Regions from separate parts of the Homo sapiens genome. Here region 1 is linked to region 2. A link is an interaction called in ENCODE POLR2A ChIA-PET data of the cell type or tissue named here. Cell type or tissue: Panc1. All regions are shown on one strand. Each heading gives the region's core, and the rest is flanking DNA. Links, peaks and the distances in the headings are about the cores only. Region 1 overlaps ATP7A (ATPase copper transporting alpha). Region 2 overlaps ATP7A (ATPase copper transporting alpha).

The links. Peaks named below come from ENCODE experiments on the same cell type or tissue, not always from the same donor. Only the 100,000 strongest peaks of a DNase experiment are listed, where the experiment ranks them.
Region 1: POLR2A ChIA-PET joins it to region 2 with 6 read pairs; 3 of 35 experiments call an interaction of 5 or more read pairs at or near these places.

The regions. Positions count from the first base shown.
Region 1 is chrX:77,936,928-77,942,322 of GRCh38, reverse strand. All of the region lies in intron 1 of ATP7A (ATPase copper transporting alpha), which reads right to left. Among named protein-coding and RNA genes, the nearest start is that of ATP7A, 29 kb to the right of the region's middle. In Panc1, for the core only: no CTCF peak of the experiment used is centred there; no DNase peak of the experiment used is centred there; H3K27ac peaks cover 1,551 bases.
Region 2 is chrX:78,008,966-78,014,330 of GRCh38, reverse strand. ATP7A (ATPase copper transporting alpha) reads right to left here. Exons shown (of 23, transcript NM_000052.7): 7 at 5,068-5,229; 8 at 3,079-3,155; 9 at 2,657-2,882; 10 at 1,219-1,452. Among named protein-coding and RNA genes, the nearest start is that of PGAM4, 42 kb to the right of the region's middle. In Panc1, for the core only: no CTCF peak of the experiment used is centred there; no DNase peak of the experiment used is centred there.

The DNA.
Region 1 (5,395 bases), core at 310-5,309, 72 kb after region 2:
TAGAAAATTTATCAAATTAGGAACAAGACATGGGTAAGTTACATTAAAACCCCATGGATGAGCAATTACAGAGGTTAGTATGTTAAATGAAGATTTTGATATTAGAAGATAATATGATGGTTTGGAGTTGAGAAAATATTCTTTTTTAGACTCAATCCAACAACAACAAATACCAATCAATCTGCATTGGGCAAAATAACGTTAGAGGTCTTAGAGGTCAGACTGCCTGGATAACTAAGACAATATGGTCATCTCAATCTGCCTAAAAATAGTAAACCTGAGAGAACATCTTTCTTTTTCTGAGAAAAATCTACTCAAAAGGCTCAAAGATCTGAATCTCTACCCTGGCATATCATTTCCATCTGGGTCCTATGAGTTAACATTGTTCCCACAGAAATAAATTCTGTTAGTGTGATATACTTAATTAATAAGCAAAGGAATGCAGTAATTTTATTCTTATGTTCTCATAAGCTTTAAATTGTCTAATAATTTAAATATATTTTCTATTTGGATTTTATAACATGTGATGTTAGTTCTCAGATCCACAATCAACAGAGCTTTTAAGATAACTGGGAAAAAAAATGGAAAAGAATTCACTCATGAACTATACTCTAAAGATAAAAATGAAAACTTTATTATTCCCAGTGCATTTTAAAGCCTCTGTAATGCCCATCTTCCCTATTTTTTCTTCTTTACACACATGGGATCATACTATATGTACTATTTTGCACCTTGCATTTTCCATTTAACATATCTTTTACACCTTGTATCAAGACATATAAACCTCCTGCCAGGTGCAGTGACTCATGCCTGTAATCGCAGCACTTTGAGAAGCCAAGGATCACTTGAGGCCAGGAGTTCAAGACCAGCCTGGGCAACATAGTGAGACCTCATCTCTAATTATTAAAAAGAAAAAAAAATTTTAAGGACATATAGACCTCCACAATAAAAAACAAAACTGAACTATCCCCAAAGAAGATAGATAAACGTACCATTTTATAAAATGGTTGTAATATTCCCTTATGTGGATATGCTATATTTTATTTAATTAGTTCCTTTTTGATTAACATTTAGGTTGTTTTCAGTTTTGTGCTATTATAAACCCTGCTTCAATGAATATCCTTGTATATACATCTTCATGAGCATATCTTTTAGATAAAATTCCTGGAAGTGTTATTGCTAGGACAAAGGGCATGTACATTCTAAACTTTGATAAATAGTTCCAAACTGCCCTCCAGAAAAACTGTATCAATTTATATACCCACTAACAACATATATAAATAGTACTTATTTATTTTTTATTTTTCCACATGTTCTAAATATAAATAGTACTTCTTAAGGCTTGTGATACATACTGTAAATTACCCTCTGGAAAGATATCATTTCACACTTACACTAGCAGTATAGGAAAGTGTCTAGCCACACTTTTATCAGGTACTATGAAAATTCTTTTTAAGCTTTGTCAATCTGTTATGTGAAAAATGATCATCTGTTTTTTATCTCCAATAACTTTGTGAGATTTTTTGACCATTTGTATTCTTCATTTGTGAACTGCCTGTTTACTTCCATTGTGCATTTTTATTTTGGGTGTTTACCTTTTTTGTTACAGATAGGTAAGAGATCTTTGCATATTAAAGATATTCATCATTTACCTGTCACATATTGTTAGTCTTTTTTAAGTTTCTTGTTTATCTTTTATCTGTTTGTGGGGTTTTTTAATTTTTAAGTACCATGCCTTTGGTGTCAGGCTTTGGAAGGCCTTCCTTACCTCAACTTACACTCTCTTCTAGTACCTTTTGTACTTTACATTTACATCCTTAACTCATCTAGAATTTATTTTAGTTTAAGTATATAACATAAGAAACTAACTTTTTTTCTTCAAAATCATTAACTGATTGTCCCAATGCCATTTGTTAAGTAAGCCACTCTTTCCTCATCTACCTGAAAAGCTACCACTATTAAATATACAGTATACTAAATTTTTATTTGGGGGTCTCTTTCTGGATGTTTTCTTGCATTGATTTGTTATTCTATTTTGGTGCCAGTACTTTTGGAGGGGGGATGAAGAAATTCTTTAAAATTTTATTTATTGGAGTAAAAACACTTACCATGAGAGTTACCCTCTTAACACATATTTAAGTGTACAATATATTAGGTACAATGTTACTTTTTAAAATTGTTGTACATTTTAATGCATTTTTTTGTCTAATAAGGCACATCCCCCTTGTCATCCTTCTTTTTCAGAATTTCTCTGTGTGTTTTCAAATATTTACTCTTTCATATGAACCTTAACATCATTGTGTCAGATCCTCCCTCCATCAAAATCTCTTAAATTTATAGACTAACTTAAATAGAGTTAACCTCTTTTTACAATATTGAATCTTACTGCACATTTCTTAAATTTATTCCTTAGTATTTTTTTGTTTTTGGGGGGTCCCCCCCAAAAAACAAAAAAAAATACTAAGGAATAAACTTAATAAGAAGATATATACGAATAAGAGCTTTTTTCATTATATTGTCTAGATGATTATTGTTGGTGTATATGTGATATAATTGTATAACTGCATAATTTTGATATATTTAACTGCCAACCTTATTAAACTCTCTAATACCTCTCTATATTAACTCTGTAACCTTAGTAAACTCTGTAATTAGAGTGGATGTTTCAAGAAAACAAATATATCATCTAACACACATGAATTTTCTATAGAATGTATAAATTAATGTAAATGTATATCTGTTTATTTTACAGTTCCTCTGAGAGGGGAACTGTTAAGTCAGAGCATTTTCTGTTTACCTTGTACCTTTTTGCACCTTGTGTCTTCTCATTACTATGAGCATATATACTACTTTGATAATAAAAAATAAGTTTTTAAAAAGTGCCACTCTCTGACCCGGCCATACTGCTTTCAGGAATATATCCTAAGGAAATAAATGGAGGGATAATGGAAAGATACTCAAAGATACTAATATAGGAATATTCATCAGAGCAAAAATAAGTGGATATATGTACTTTTTTTTTTTTTGAGACAGTGTCTTGCTCTGTCACCCAGGCTGGAGTGCAGTGGTGCAATCTCAGTTCACTGCAACTTCCGCCTCCCAAGTTCAAGTAATTCTCGTGCCTCAGCCTCCTGAGTAGCTGGGATTACAAGCACACACCACCACACCCAGCTAATTCTTTGTATTTTTAGTAGAGACAGGGTTTTGCCATGTTGGCCAGGCTGATCTCGAACTCCTGGACTGAAGTTGTCCACTTGCCTCGGCCTCCCAAAGTGCTAGGATTACAGGTGTGAGCCACCACGCCCAGCCAAAATAAGTGGATATAAGTTAAAAGACTAATAAAATGGGAATTGGTAAAATAAATAATATTCCATATATTCAGTAGAATACACAACTATTATATTTAAATTTTCTCACATACAAAGACAGTCAATAATATATTGAATATTAAAATGAGGTTTTTTTGTTGTTTTTAAAAGGAGACATGGACAGACACACATGTATATACCTACGTAGCAAAGTTTGGAAAACTAAATAAACAGTTATCTTAGGAGTAATAATCCTGGTAGTACTCTTATAATCTGTGCTGTGCATTGTGAAGTTTTCTACAATAAACATGCCTTAATTATTTACAGAAATAAACAGGGTGACAACCCTTGTAGTGTTAAACCCATAAATTCTAGGAATTAAAAGGTTCAGCTCACTACCCATGTATATTCCTCAAACAAGTTCAAATCCCACTTTGGTTACCCCAGTCCTCTAAGAATCCTGAGACATGTCTAGTTCTAGCAGACTGTTTCACAAGGGTGGTATGGCATCTGATGGTTATGAAGAGATTTAAGTTTGTAAAGAAAAAAAAGGAACTAGAACTGAATGAGGCCTTTTGAAAATTTATGTTAATATCTTGTTCCCTATTACACTTGAAATTTCAGGATACTTATAAAAAGAAAGCATTTACCTTCCATCCCAGGCTGCCTGAACCGCAAGATAAATGCTTTTCTGTAACAGATTCTGAGAAACTTAAGTAGGTGTTATGCTCACGAAATTTATCATTAACTTGCACAATGGTCTACTGAAAGCTCAAGCAGTGGAAAAAGTTTATCTGGTATAACCAGCAAATTCCAGTAAAGTAAGACGCTTACGATAAATAAATGTGTGTGTGTATATCCATACCCATATTTTTAAACTAAAATACACATTCTATGACTTTTCATGTGACATATTAGTTAATAAATCATCATTTATTTTCTTTAATGAAATTGTACTATATATGCTACCAAGCTGATAATATAGATTTTGGGAGGGGTGGTAATTAGTACACCAGACCAAATATTAACACTGACAACATGCCCATCAATTTGGTGACAATTGGCGAGAGAGAGAGGGGTAGTGGGGTGTGTGTGTGTGTGTATGTGTGTGTGTGTGTGTGTGTGTGAGAGAGAGAGAGAGAGAGAGAACCATCCCATCACCTCCAAAATCCCTCATGCCATGCCTTTATTTTATAACCAATACTTCCCTATACCCCCAAACCCTGGCATCCACTGTTTTCCTCCCTATAGTTTTGCTTTTTCAGATTTTTATATAAATGGAATGATTATTCATATAAGTGGATAAATGAAATGATACATAGCCTTTTGTATCTGGTGTCTTTCACCTAGCAAAATGCATTTTAAGATTAATCTGTTATTGCACGAATCAAGGAGTATATTCCATGGTATAAAAATACAACAATCTATTCATCTTTTTCACCAGTTGAAAGAACTGGGTTGTTTCCAATTTTTAGTGACTAATGCTGAACAATGCTACTATAAACATTGATATACAGGTTTTTGTGTAAACACAGGTTTTCATTTCTCTTGGAGAGATATCTAGAAGTAGGATTGCTGAGTCATATTGGAGATACAGGTTTAATTTCATAAGAAACTGCTGGCAAACTGTTTTCCAAAGTGGCAGTATCATTTTGTATTCCCATCAGAAACGTATAAAAGTTCCAGTTGCTCTGCACACTTGCCAACAACTGGTATTTCCGCTTTAAGTGTACAGTGGTATCTCACTTTAATTTTATTTATAGATGATGTTTAGGATCACAACAAAATTGGGCAGAAAGTACAGAGATTTCACAAATACCTCCTACCACCATATACATACAACCTCCCTCGTTAGCAACATCACATACCAGAGTGGTACATTTGTTATAATTGTTATTTTGGTTTTAATTTTCATCTGCCTAATCTGCATTTCCTTTATTTGCTATTTTCATATCTTCTAGGTGAAGTGCCTATTCACATCTTTTACCCATTTTGTTATTTGGTTGTTTCCTCATTGTTAAATTTGGAGGCTTTTAAAAGTTTATTATGGATACAAGTCTTTGTCAAAAATGTGATTTGCAGCTGGG
Region 2 (5,365 bases), core at 366-5,365:
TGGGTTCAAGCAATTCTCCTGCCTCAGCCTCCCGAGTAGCTGGGATTACAGACGCGCGCCACCATGCCTGGCTAATTTTTGTATTTTTAGTAGAGATGGGGTTCACCATGTTGGCCAGGCCGGTCTCAAACTCCTGACCTCGTGATCCACCCACCTCGGCCTCCCAAAGCGCTGGGATTACAGGCATGAGCCACCGCGCCCAGCCTAAAAGTACACAAAATATTTTAAAAGTATTATTAGGTATAATTTATGAAGAAATTATATAAATTAATAAGAAAAACATGAACCCAATAAACACACAGGCAAAGGACATATATAAGCAAATCATTCAAAAGGAAATATAAACATCCGATGATGAAAAAATGTTTATCCCCACCATTAATGGAAGAAACACAAACTAAAGTTACCCTGTAATACCATTTAATGTCTATTAACTTAGAAAGAATTTGTGGGGGGGATGCAATGCTGGTGAAGTTGTAGTAAAAATACTTCACTGACATACCCCTGCTGGCAAAAACTGTTACAACTTGTACCATGAACCAGAGAAATATTTATGCCCTTTAACCCAGTAAACACATCCTTTGTAATGTCTTCTAAGATATTAGCTCAATGGAAATGACTATTAGACATGAGTATGTTCAATGCAGGATTATCTAAAAATAAAAAATTAGAAACAATCTAATGGTGAAAAACACCTGAATGGTTTATTAAATTAAAGCAAACTGATGTGACAGACTTAGTCAGAAATATTAGATAATAATCTAGACTGCAAAAATGGTGAAAAACTTTATAGTGTTAAGGGTACAAAGTAGTATGAATACTACATTTGCAACTCTGTTAAGTAGAAAGGTATGTAGAATGGAATTAGAAAATGATTTACATTATAGCAAGGGAATATGGGTGAATTTTTTCTATCATTATTTTAAACCATGTGGTCATGTCAATTTTTCAATTAATAATGTAAGTAAATAAGTGATAAGTATTTCTCATTTGTCTCTCTTAAAATAAACAGACATACTGTACTATCTACAGTATTAATTCCATATTTGGTAAATCTTCTAAACTGATATTTAACTTAAAATATTGCCAAAATGAAAATACGTCTTTCAGTAAATGGTTAACTACATAAAAGCATGTATTTCCAATGATTGGCCTAAAAAATACTAAGGTCATTTATCCACCCAACATTTTAACAAATGTCACCCTTTCTTACTTTACCTTTGCTATATGTTCCAGCCATCGGCCTAGTGCAATAAACACAAACAGCATAGGGGGTGTGTCAAAGAAAGTAATAGGGTTCACTTTGGCTCTCTCATACATTGCAACTAGAAGAATAATCAAAGAGTAGGCAAATGCAATGGTGGTTGCCAGCACAATCAGTACGTCCATATTTGCTGTCTTATGCTTCAGTGCTTTATAAGCCTGAATGTAGAAGTACCAGCCTCCGAAAAACTGCAATATAGGAATGATAATCATTGAATTTTAAAAAATGCTGAAATTCACATATATATCTCAATAACTTAAAGTATCAATAGTCACTTTCTTTGGCTTTTAGCTAATCCATAAACACTAAAGGGAGATTAAGCCAAAACAATCGTGTTTGTATTTCAATAGATGTACATGCAGAGGGAGGTATTCAAATTGCTGCACAAGCCTGTGGGGCTATCATCTATGATCCAATGGATATTCCATAATACAAGGAAAATCAGATATTTCTTCCTTTTTTTTTTTTTTTTTTTTAAGAGACAGTCTTGATATGTTGCCCAGGCTGGTCTCAAACTCCTGGCCTCAAGCAATCCTCCTGCCTCAGCCTCCCAAGTAGCTGGGATTATAGGCATGAGCCATCACACCAAGCAGATTTTTCTTTCTGAGGCTAGCAAAAACAAGAACTAAGAAAGGAATTACATTTTCTCAAGGATTTTTTTGTATAAAACTCACCCATCTTTCCAAAACTCAAACTAACTGGTATATCACAAGCTACGAAATCTGTTGGCCGTTTTTGTTGGTAAATATAACTGGAAAGCTTATTTCATTAAAACAGAGAAACTAAGATGTTTTTTAAAATCATTATTGCCTTTTATAAGGATCAGATAAAGGAAAAGATTTATTTGATAGAAGTATTCTATTCCAAAGTAAAAGTTTATCTCGAAAAAAGAGTTTAAAACATACAGAAAGTAATGAACTGAAGTGCCAGGAAGAAATAACAAAAATAAAGTCATTGAGCTGGGTGCAGTGGCTAGTGCCTGGAAGTCCCAGCTACTCAGAATGCTGAGGCAGAAGGAATGCTTGAGCCCAGGAGTTCAAGACCACAGTGAGCTGTGCTTACACCACTGCATTCCAGCCTGGGTGACAGAGCAAAACCCCATCTCTAAAAAAAAAAAAATAGATAAATAAAAATTTAAAAATAAAATAAAGTTATATACAGTAGCAGATATAAATACCAAACCCAAAAAACTTGAACTCTTTCTTAGGGGTTAAATGGCATCTATTATCAACTTAAATAACTACCCAGTTGAAGATTATTTTTGTAAAGCATATGGCATAAAATGATCAGACTTCTAGCTAACATCAGTTTTGTAGCTGAAAATAAACCTTGCCTGCCAAATTTTGCTTATTTTTTATTATTAACAAATATATTTGCTAACAATTCACTTGCCTGTACAGGTACACACAATAAAAAGGACAGCAAATTCATAACAGACAATCCTGGAAGAATCTGGCGCTCCAGGAACATAGAAGAATGAAGGTTGATCATTTCTTCTTTACTCATGTTTTGATTATGGTGAAGAGTTGCAAAGTGGTGGTCCATAACCATCATATATATCATCAGCCCCATTACAGGAATACAGAAAAACAGACTCACAAGAAAAGACCGTCTCCATCTTATATGGAAAAAATAAAAAAAGAAAAATCATGGTCATAAATAGCTAATGGGTAAAGATTCTACATACTACAGAGAGATATACATTGTGACCATTTCATCCAGTATAAGGATGATATTATAAAAACTGACATGCAAAAAAAAATTTGTAATAAGGAGTCAAAATCTGTTTTTTACTGACACTCCAAAGTACTTACTGTCTTATTTCTCGTTTATGATCTAAGTGACTTGCTGACCGATCCTTCTTGACCAAAGAAGCTTCAAAACCTAAGCTCTAAGGAAATTCATGAGAAAAAAATTATTTCACTGAACATATAAATATTGTATAGAGAAATTCTAAGCCATGGTATTGTCATTAAGAACAGTTCAATTACTGAGGGCAAGTCACTCTGGGGAATACAAAGATGAAGATGTGCTTCCTGCTCTTGATTGCATTTGTTTCCAATCTTTCATCAAACAAATAAATATTTCCTTAATGCTAGTTAATATGTATCCTATATATAAGAGTTTAACTCAAGTACAACTGTCCTCAGTAGAGGTTCTCATTAATAGGCCATAAAAGCTAGCACCAGGCCGGGCACGGTGGCTCATGCCTGTAATCCCAGCACTTTGGGAGGCCAAGGTGGGCAAATCACAAAGTCAGGAGTTCGAGAGCAGTATGGCCAACACGGTGAAACCCCGTCTCTACTAAAAATACAAAAAATTAGCTGGAAATAGTGGCAGGTGCCTGTAATCCCAGCTGCTCGGGAAGCTGAGACAGGAGAATCGCTTGAACCCAGGAGGCGGAGGTTGCAGTGAGCTGAGATCGCACCACTGCACTCCAGCCCAGGCGACAGAGTGAGACTCTGTCTCCAAAAAAAAAAAAAAAAAAAAAAAAAAGCTAGCACCATACTAAACATATTATTCAAGGCCTTGCATATGCAGTATTTAGTCTTGTTTTATCAGAAAAAGAACATGAACAAAAATCATTTTCCCCAATAAAACAAAGTATAAAAAGGAAACTACCCCTAAGCAAGACTTATCTGACCATAGATAGTAATACACATTACATTTCCAACTGCTAGGGGAAATGCTGCCATCTTACATTTGTTGGCAGTGCACAGTGAATAGAACAAGCATGAGCTTTTGGAGTCAGAGTAATTAGGCTCAAATCCCAGTTATGACAGTTATTAGCTATGTGACTTTGGATAAGTAACTTAACTTCTCTTAACCTGGGTTTCCTCACCTCCAAAATGAATATGACCACATTGCTGTGGGAATTAAGGGTTGAAGCTTTGCAATCTTGGTAACTGGCACATAGCAGGTACTCAGTAAAACTAGTTTCACAAAAATGGTAATGATAATGTCATCTATACAAATAGGATCTTAACTGAACTAATAAAATGCTTTAAATCACTTGAACACCAATTCTATAGCATACTGAAACTTTTAAAATACATTCACATGTATTACCACTTAAGACTTATTGAAGAACACAGGATGAATCTGTCACAAAGAAAGGATTGTGTTTGTTTGTTTGTTTGTTTTAGAGACAAGGTCTCTCTCACAGTAACCTTCAACTCCTGGACTTAAGCAATCCTCCTACCTCTGCTTCTCGTGTGATTAATACTATGGGTGCGTGGCACCACACCTGGCTAGTTATTTTAATTTTTGTTGCAGAGACAGGGTCTCGCTACATTGCCCAGGATGGTCTTGAACTCCTGGCCTCAAGTGATTGTGCCCTCTAGGCCTCTCAAAATGCTGAGATTATAGGCATGAGCCACTATGTCCAGCTGGGTTTAGTCTTTTAAATTTCTTACTTTAACTTAAAAATAGGTCTTTTGTTTTGACCTAACAAACAAAAAGCCATCAAGCAGGATCCTTCACTTTCTTAGTAACTAATATGAATCTTATTTATAACAAATTATACTTTATTTCCATTTTCTAAATATTTTAAGTGTTTTGTGGTTCTAACTTGTTTGCTCCTGATTAATAGTGTAAATGTACCTTTGCCTAACTTTTCCTGAAAAAGACCAAAAAAAAAAATGCAGACACGTTTACATTAAATTTTGAGACAGATCTTGTTTGAAGTGTTCAAAGGAGTTAGATTTTTTTTCATTGCCTCTATCTGATGCAAACCAGAAATGATTCACGGGAGTGCTGATTAAATAGGTAAGAACACAGAAACATAAATTCTTGGCACTTACTTCAATTGTATGGATAATATCTCTAGGACCAATAATTTCTGGGTCATATTTAATATGTGCTTTGTTGGTTGCCAGGGCCACGGAGCAGTATAGGATCCCTCTGTGTTTTGTGAGACTAGACTCTATTTTATGTACGCAGGAGGCACACGTCATTCCCCTCACCTGTTAAAGACAAAGCATTTGTTCTTCAGGAATATACTTTTTCCACCATTAAACATGAGTTACCACTTTTTTTTTTTTTTTTTTGAGACAGAGTCTCTCGCTCTGTCGCCCAGGCTGGAATGCAGTGGTGCGATCT